Linked DNA regions of Homo sapiens: region 1 is linked to region 2. The links are chromatin contacts, found by Hi-C or POLR2A ChIA-PET in ENCODE. All regions are on one chromosome and are shown on one strand. The core of a region is the stretch at or near the end of the contact, and the rest is flanking DNA. Distances in the headings are between cores, read along the strand shown. Region 1 has its middle 54 kb from the start of B3GNT2. Region 2 holds the start of OTX1 (orthodenticle homeobox 1).

Region 1 (4,458 bases), core at 1,778-4,277, 910 kb after region 2:
ACCACATGTTACAAGTGGGAGCTAAACTGTGGATTCTTATAGACATAAAGACGGCAATAATAGCTACTAGGGACTACTGGGGTTGAAAGACTAACTACTGGGTACTATGTTCACTACCCGGGTGACAGAATCATTCATATGCCAAATGTCAGCATCACACAATATACCTAAAGTATCAAACATGCACATGGACCCCTAAATCTATGAACACAATTAATGGCTAAACTTCTAGGTGCAAAACTAGGGATGGCATTTGGGCTGTAAAGAATGGCACAGGCTGTGGTTACCCCAGTAACCACTTTCTTCCAGGACTCACTCAAGGCAATAGGGACTTGCTTGGTCTTGCCCCTTCTGTTATGGTTCCAGGGGTGGTTGCCCAAAGGTGATGCAAGTTGATTCTCCCAGGGATGGGTCCCCAGTGAGAGCTCTCAAGCTATTCAGGGACCTTCAGAGCCAAATTCCCCTAGCATTTTGTTCAACTCTTCCCCATGTGTACAGGGACAAGGAAGGGTTTTGCATTATCCTTTCCCATTTGTTGAAATTACATCTATAAGAACTGATGAAGAGAAGGGTCAGTTTTTTCCACCTGTCTCAGGGAACTGGGTGGGCCTGATAACTCTCCCACTACATGCTCCTGGCCCCAGATTATCTGGTTACTTATTTTTAAACTTCCTGATATTAGGGGAAAAGATTTTTCCCTAAATTCCCTATAAGTGATATTTGAAGCGGTGGTACGCCACCCAGCAAATGGCTGTATCCAGTTTTAATGGTTCATAAAGTAACTTATGAAGTGACTTGTTTTCTTTCAATTCAAAGGAAGTCTGGGGAAAGGCACCATTCATTCATTCAAGATGGGGTCTCAATATGTTGCCCAGGATGGTCTTGAACTCCTGGGCTCAAGGATCCTCCTGCCTCAGCCTCCTGAGTAGCTAGGATTACAAATGTGGCAGTTTGAAAGGCACTTTCTTGGTCTATGTGGTCCGCCTGTACCCAGATGATTTGGAGCCTCACCTTTAGTCCCACCCTGGCCAGCCAAACCAGGGTCAGCCTGGGGCTCCAGGAAAAAATGAAATGTTACATGGCCTTACTTGCCTTTTTCTGCTATTCATAGGCTGATATTGGTTGATAGTAAATATAAACCCACTGGGCAAGTTCATTTTTGCACAGAGTGACAACCGTCACTGAACTCTGTTTTAAGGGAGGGATTTTGGTGGGTTTTTTTTTTTGAGACAAGGTCACCCAGGCTGGAGTGCAGTGGCATGATCTCGGCTCACTGCAGCCTTGACCTCCTGGGCTCGATTGATCTTCCCACCTCAGCTCCCCAAGTAGCTGGGACTACAGGCGTGCACCATCACGCCTCGCTAATTTTTTGTAGAGACAGGATTTTGCCATGTTGTCCAGACTGGTCTTGAACTCCTGAGCTCAAACAATTCACCCACTTCAGCCTCCCAAAGTGCTGGAATTACAGGCATGGGAGGGATTTTTTTTTTCTTTAAATTGAGATGAGGTCTCACCATCATGCCCAGGATGGTCTTGAACTCCTGGGCTCAAGTAATCCTCCCATCTCAGCCTCCTGAGTAGCTGGAACTACAGCTGTGTGCACCACACCCAGCTAATTGTTCAACATTTTTGTAGAGACAGGGTCTTGCTATGTTGCCCAGGCTGGTTTCTAACTCCGGGGCTCAAGTGGTCCTCCTGCTTCAGCCTCCCAAAGTGCTGGGTTACAAGTGTGAGCCACTGTGCTGGGCCAGAATTTATTTATTTATTATTTTTAAAGAACCTTCATTTCCTCTGGCAATCTGCTTGGGGACATGCACATGAATCTCATGGGAGAACAAGAAAACGTTTCCTTTTTGTGTTCTCCACTTTCCCTTCCCTTTCCAGAATCTAGGCCCTGGTGATTCCCTTCAGGAGGCAGGAAAGCGATTCCTTGAAGAACAACAGCCGTCACCTTCCTTCCCAGTTGAGCCAGAAAGGCCCCACAGCTCTGCCACAGATGCTACAGAAAATGTTTCTGGCCTCAACTCCCCAGGGAGGGAGTAAGCCTTGGGGTTAGTTCAGTTGCACAGTTCCACGTCTGTTAGCAGCCACTGGTTCTCTTACTCCAGCTATGTTTAGCTTTGTTTGACTATCTTCCATGGGAACACAACTGCATTAGTGTTCCTTTTCTCAGTTCTCCATTTCAAAAATTTTTATTTATTTATTTAATTTCTGAGAGGGGGTCTTGCTCTGTCACCTAGGATGGAGTGCAGTGGCACAAACACAGCCTCACTGCAGACTCGACCTCCAAGTTCAGCCTCCTGAGTAGTTGGGATCACAGGCATGCACCACCATGCCTGGCTAATTTTTTTATTAGTAGTAGAGACAGGGTCTCCCTATGTTGCCCAGGCTGGCCTTGAACTCCTGAGTTCAAGCAATCCGCCCGCCTCAGCCTCCCAAAGTGCTTGGATTATAGGCGTGAGCCACCGTGCCCCGGTATCGGTTCTCCATTTATAACAACTTGTCACCAAGAACCCGAGACCCAAGCTTGGGTCAATGGTTGTCCAGCTAGGATGAGAATAATGTGCTGGCTATCTGGGTACTGTGGACAGCCTGGAAGCCCCATGTGGCAGCCAACTTACTCATTTTGCACACTGCACCCAGAGAAGGGTGGCACTGAGTGGAAAGTGAGGCCAAGGTCATCACAAACAGCATCAGGCTCTACAAAGAGTGACAGCAACCTGAAGCACAGAGACAGGTCTAACATGGATGCAGGATGTAAGTGACGTTGGACCTAGTCTTAGGTCACATCTGCATACAAAAATCCTCACTACAGGAACTGTCATTATTTAAACACATGAGCAAGGACACAGATTTTTGAAATAAGCACTTATTCTTTTGAAGGGTCTAAAAGGTAGAATGTAGAGATGGAAGACAGTAGACCTGAAATTCCTTCCTGACCACGGCCTTGTACAAATCTTCTGCCCTGTCTGTCCAGATGTTTCCTCATTTTTGACCAGATGCTAAAGCCTCCAAATCAGTCATTCTGAGATCCATGCCAATTCTTAGCCATGATTCTAAAAATAGCCAGAATAGAAATAATATACAATCCTCATATTTATGCTTACTTCTTTAATACAAAAACAGTGTAATAACAGCATGAAGGAAATAATTTAATGATTTTAATTTTTCAGCCTAAAATTATTTTAAACTAATGGTTTCACCTTGTTCCACTTGAGTAATCAAATTCATATTTTCCCCCTTGCCATCTCTCCCCCACCTGCATCCTGTGAATCAACAGAAGTTAAAACCCTAACACCAGTGGGAAACAGAAACTAGCCAAGAGCATGTAAAACAGAAACAAGACAGGCGTGGTGGTGCTGAGGTGGGAAGATCACTTGAGCCCAGGAGTTCAGGCTGCAGTGAATAATGGTTGCACCATTGCACTCTAGCTTGGGGGACAGCGTGAGACCCTGTCTCTATATTAAATTTTAAAATATAATAAAAGAGAAAGAAAATGCCTAATTACAGTTCTTGGTGAATAAATGATGTAAATGCCCATATTTTACTACCTGCTCACGTATAGCGTTAGTATTGTAATCAGATAGTTTATGTACCAAACTTGTAAGTTATGCCAGTTGGGACCATTTATCTAACAGGAAGCAGGCCCAGGCAGGTTCCTTTGCAACAAAGGATGGTTCAATGTTGCATACAGTTGAGTTGCCATGAGAGACAATTATGGCCATCCCCAAATAAGGAAAACTTGATTGCACTTAGATAAAAATTGCGATTTTTCAAATTTTGAGGTCAAAACCTGTATACTCTACAACTAGAGGTAAGCTTAAGCTAATTATGTTCTATTTGAGTCTTCCCTTCTGCTGACTAAATCACCATTTAAAATATTTGTAAACCTTGGTTGTAAAGTTGGACACCTAAGAATTCAAAATAGCAATTGTCCCACAAAGCCCCATCCCTTCCAGTATTGTGTTCTTTTAGGAAAGTATTCAATTATCTCTCAGCTGATCCTAAGATTCCTTCTATATCTTGTCCCTTTCATTTGTTTAGATATTTACTATACACTTTGAGGCTGGGTGCAGCGGCTCATGCCTGTCATCCCAGCACTTTGGGAGGCCGAGGTGGGTGGATCACCGAAGGTCAGGAGTTTGAGACCAGCCTGGCCAACATGGTGAAACCACGTCTCTACTAAAAATATAAAAATTAGCTGGGTGCGGTGGCGCATGCCTGTAATCCCAGCTACTCGGGAGGCTGACACAGGAGAATCGCTTGAACCTGGGAGGCAGAGGTTGCAGTGAGCAGAGATTGCACCACTGCACTCCACCCTGGGCGACAGAGTGAGACTCCTTCTCAAAAATAAATAAATAAATAAAAGGCTGGGCATGGTGGCTCACACCTGTAATCCCAGCACTTTGGGAGGCCGAGGCGGATGGATCATGAGGTCAGGAGTTCAAGACTAGCCTG
Region 2 (4,713 bases), core at 1,247-3,746:
CCGGTGATCCGGCCGGGAAGGCGCATATTGCGCGTTTTCTCAGCCCTGGCCACCTCACACGCCCACGACTCTGCCCCATGCGCCGGCAGTGGGCCCTGTATTGTAAACAGACAGTGGGCCCTGTGTTGCAGCCGGCTCCCTGGGCCTGCTCAGCAACAAAGCTTGCACTCAAATCCAACAGTCTGGGGGTCCCCAACATTTGAGAGGCTGAGGCAGGGTCGGGAGGGCTGGTGCTCACCCGGATAGCCCACGGATGGGTGCAGGAGGTCCATGGCGGGCCCGGCCAGGCCCAGCCCGTTCATGCCGTATGGGGGTTGTTTGAGGTAAGACATCATGCTAACAGCTGGGTGGAGGCGCCCCGACGGATCCAGGGGGCCCGGGGCCAGGAGCGGTGCAGGGCTCCCACCACGCAGTCCTTCAGGGTCTGATGCGTCTGGGGGCCTGGCCTATGAAGACACGAGACACACGGAAACCGTCAATCGGAGCCACTTGGCTGCCAAGTCTTGCCCCGGGATAGACAGGGAAGGCAGGTTACAGAACTGCGCAGGGTGGTCAACTGGGATCCACAAGGCCTTAGCCCAGAAACCACAGTTACTTTGAAAAGTAAAGTTTTCTGGGTCGTCTGGCTCTAGGGTTGGAATGAGCCAAAGACACTGGTAGGGAGTCCATAGGAGTAAGGAGAAGTTAAAAGCAGGGCCAGGCTGGGGAGGTCAGAGCCAGAACCGCGGAGTGTACAAGCTCCCAAGTCCAGGCAAAATTCTGAATCCGGCAGAAGCCAGCTTCATGTTGCACAAGCAAAGGTTCACTTGGTGCCCGGACGGCAGGCCGCCCAGAGCATGAGGCGTTGTTTCATTTTGTTTCACGTGTTTTTGAAAAGGTAGAGACTACAAAGGGCCAATGTGGAGGGCTAATTGCACTTCTTGTCCACTTAGACACTTGGTTCCTTTAAAGGTCTCCAGGGCTGCGCCCCTGCCCCAGATCCCGCAATCACCACTCCAGCTGACCTCTCTGTGCCCAGCCACTGAAAGATCGCTGACGCGAAATCCCACCGCACCTCAACCGCAGTAACGGGCCCAGGCTTCGCAGAGGGCCAGAGGACGCCGAAGGGGCCACTGTAGAGGGGGGCGACCCCAAGATGCGGCCTGAGGTCGGGAGCGCCTCAGCTGCGGCCAGCGTCCTTCGTTGCCAGCGCGCACCCGGCCTTCTCTCTGCCCAGTCTGGGCTGCGGACCGCAGGGTCCCAGCAGGGGGTGAAGGGTGACTGGCCTAGCACCTCAAAGGGTCTCGGGGATTTGTGAAGCCGGAGGGCAGCAAGTCGCGTGCTGCCATCCTTGTAGCTGAACCCGCGGCCCCAGGACACGGTCGAGAACAGAGAACTAGGCCTCAGCGGCGTAGCCCACGCAGACCCGAGCTGGGAGGTCGAAGCCTCGCCCCCGCCGCTGCCGGGAACCCGGGGTGCCACTCTCAGGGGTCAGGGAGGGGCGCTGGAAACTGGGCCTGGGGCCCTGGGGGGCCATCGCTACACCCCGCTTAGCGGGATCGCTGTGAAGCAAGCCAGGGACTCGGGCTAGGACGTTCAAGGAGAGAAGTTAGAGCTAAAGAAGCTCCCCCCAGCCCCGTTCCCGCCCCCGTCTTCTGGGACCCAAGACCTGGGCTGAGGGAGTCCAGCTTGTAGGAAGGGGACCGGAAGGGAAGCAGCCAGGGCTCTAGGGCCGAAGGAAAATGGGACTCAAAGCTGCGACGGCTTTGCGAAGCTGCAGCGTGAGTTTTCAAAGACTTTCTCCAAACTTAGCACTTCAGCTTGGTTACTTCGGAGGAGGCGGGGGAGGGGGCTGCGGGCCGCGACAGCGCCCCGGGGTCCTCGGCTCACCAAGAGGGGAGCCAGGCCGCTCCCACAGCCCCGACCACCTGCTGGGGACCGGGGAAGCCGGGATCCATTTGAGGAGGGGGAGATAAGGGTAACCAACGCGCTCCCGGAGTCCGGGGTGGCCCCGCGGCTTTCTCCTTACCTGCCCTCAGCTGCCGGGGCCGTTCACCATCTACCTGGATCTCTCACAGAGACCCGCCGGGCAGCCAACCTGCAAAACAGAGCAGCACTGGAATTACCCTGGCGGCTGGTCTAGGACCCCCAGGTTTCTTTCTTTTCCCAACTTCCTTCTTCCCACCTCTATCTTTTTTTTCAATGGCTTTGTGCGTGTCCTTCTGGGTTTCACTTTATTGCACAGACACTTTGTTTGCTAAGCCCCACACGTTCTCAGGACATTGCCTCGCCTGGGATCGCGCCGAGGGGCCGCAAGGGGGGGAATTCGAGGGGCAGAGTTGGGAGGTGGCTCGGCGTTGCCGCGGCACTCCCGGTGCAACGTGGAGGCAGTGGGGACTGGGAAGTCCTGCAGAGTCACTTTGCAAACTAAATAAATCAAGCGATTTACCTTGTCGGAGTGGCTTGTCTTGCTCGGTTGTTTAGGTGATTGGAAATGTAGCCTGATGAAGATTGATCACCTTTCTACTGCCCTCCCCGGGTATGTGAACGCGAGGCGAGTGCGTAACGGGGCTAGGCCGCCAATCGGGGGCCCCGCGCGGGCTGAGTGACAGGGAGCCGGGCAATGGCTGCGCGAGCCGGGGGTTACCTCCGCGCGCCCCCGCCCTCCCCCGCCCCCCACACCCCGCCCTCCCCGCCCTCCCGCCCCGCCCCGGTCGCGCGCTAACTCCGGGACTCGGCTGGCAAAAGCGGCGCAGAGCTAGGCGAGGAAGGCGAGCGGAGAGCCCGAGTCCTGGCCGCGGAGGGGGCCGTGGGTCTCCAGGCCTGCCCTGGGCGCCCCCGCCCTTCTCGCGCTCTCGGCGCTCCGGAGGGAGTGGCAGGGAGGAGGCGAGGTGCTGGAGAACCGGTTCCTTCGCTCTCCCGCGCGCTACAGGGCTCAGCCGCTCGGGTGTGGGCGCCAGGACCCGGGGGCGGCGGGCTGGAGGAGCCCGGGCCTCGGCCCCTCTCCCGGCGCCGCGGGCCCCAGCGTTTTCTTCCCCGGCGCCGCCACCTGAGACCGACGCCGCGGGCTGCTCGTGCCGGCGCAGGCTACTTTGCAGAGCGCGGGAGCAGCTCCGGGCGTGCAGATCTCTCCTCGGCCCCTCCGGACTCTCGCGCCTGGGAAGAGCACCCACTGGGAGGGCGCCGCCACTTACCTGCTTGCTCGTCGGCATCTCCCGGGGTTCCAGGTCCCCACCAAGGGTGTTTGCAAGTCTTAAGCGCTTCTACTGAAACGTTGGAGCCCAGCGTCCTCTTCCCCTCACACGTACACCCTACTTCTTAATTGAAACATTTTGATAGGAAAGTTTCTTTTTCGCTCTTTCTCTCTCTTTCTTAGACTGCCTCTAACAGGGACTTTTTGATGGAAAATGTGGCCACAGACCCCTGCCCTCAACTTTTTTCCACATGCTGCGTAAGGATCCTCCTTGAGGCGATTTCCCCGGATTGTTCGTACGGGCGAAGCCCATTTCCCACCCGAAAAAACTTCCCAAACACGTCTACCTGGGTGGACTTTTAAAAGTGCAAAAAAGAGTTTTCGTTCCAACTCTAAGCTAGGCGAATCTTTTAAATGGCACCTCCTCCTGAAAATTAGGCACTTTATTCCCTTTCGAGGAATTTCTACCCCTTGTTTCTAATCTCCCCCACTCCCCCACCCCGACAGGCGGGGTAAAAAGTTTGCACAGGATTAAGTGTGAGGGCAAGTCAAGGAGCCTCCAGGCGCATCGCAGTGGGGAGCACTCGCGCTGCCCGGGCTGCGGGGTCGGGCGCCGAGAGCGGACCGGGCGCTGGGTGAGGAGGAGGAGAACGAAGGGGGAGCCCGCTGAGTGAAAAGGGGCCGCGGCCGCCGCTCATCAAAGTGCTTCCCCCTCCCCCAAGCGACACTTTCCTTTGGAGTCCGAATAAAATACGGTAACAGAATATGATGGAGGGCACACTGTTTCCTTAACTGCTTCTCAAAGGACCCGGGAGATCTTCTTAGGACCTTTAATAAGGCTTTGGTCGGTTCTTTTGTTGATCTCTCAAAATCAACTCCTTCTAATTGAAGTTGGAGCTGAAAGCGAGCTAATGTTCAAAGAAAGTGGCCGCCAGACCAACGAAATTACATTTTTTTTTTGACGATGAGGGAACATCTAATCAAAGAGGCAGGGGAGGAGGGGTGGGAGTGGGGGCGTACGAAGGAGAAAAGGAGGTTTTACAAGATCCTTCTCTGGTTCACAAAAGTCAGCGACACGGGCGCTTCTCTACAGAACAAAGACACCGCGGCCCATTCACAAAAGGGAGAGAAAGAGAGAAAGCTGAATAAAAGAACGAGAGAAATGGGGAAAAAATGAGAGAGAGAAGGAGGGAGAGAGTGAGTGAGAAAGAAGCTTTAAGAGGAAAAGAAACAGTGCAGAGCGCAGCGCTAACCCAGGCGGGGACACACCTTAGGCTCGCGCAGGCCCCTACCAGGAGTAGCCCGCGAGGCCCGCGGTCAGCCGCCCGCGGCTCGGAGCCACTGTGATCGTGCTGAGGTTTAAAGAAAGCAACGAAATATACCCCTTCCTTAGGTTCCGAGGAAAGGCGCCGGCTGGAGCGCACTAGTTTTGGGGGAAAGAATATGCGGACGTCCCGGGGTGCGCTTCGCCGGCGTCCGCGTCCATAGCCCGGCGCTGCCCTAGTCCCGGCCAGTCCGCTGTGTGCCGGGGTTGGCCCTCC

What was found. A loop is a pair of places that touch in the nucleus more often than their neighbours do. ChIA-PET counts read pairs that join two places held with the same protein, here RNA polymerase II (POLR2A).
Region 1: a map with no recorded cell type shows a loop between it and region 2 (2.8-fold over the local background). The contact joins the enhancer-like site here to the promoter of OTX1 in region 2. A Hi-C loop is called at or near these places in 1 of 37 single-sample maps with no recorded cell type. POLR2A ChIA-PET finds 5 or more read pairs at or near these places in 1 of 52 experiments (A549).

The regions. Positions count from the first base shown.
Region 1 is chr2:62,139,825-62,144,282 of GRCh38, reverse strand. No RefSeq gene overlaps it. Among named protein-coding and RNA genes, the nearest start is that of B3GNT2, 54 kb to the left of the region's middle. RefSeq lists an enhancer at 2,128-2,217. Within about 2 kb of position 3,027, at least 3 of the 41 ENCODE cell types and tissues checked have a DNase peak (open chromatin) inside an H3K27ac peak, as active enhancers do.
Region 2 is chr2:63,048,613-63,053,325 of GRCh38, reverse strand. OTX1 (orthodenticle homeobox 1) reads right to left here and starts at 2,496. Exons shown (of 5, transcript NM_014562.4): 1 at 2,429-2,496; 2 at 2,009-2,077; 3 at 239-446. The coding sequence starts at 335. RefSeq lists a silencer at 2,471-3,130 and enhancers at 3,247-3,994, 3,995-4,713, 3,358-4,713.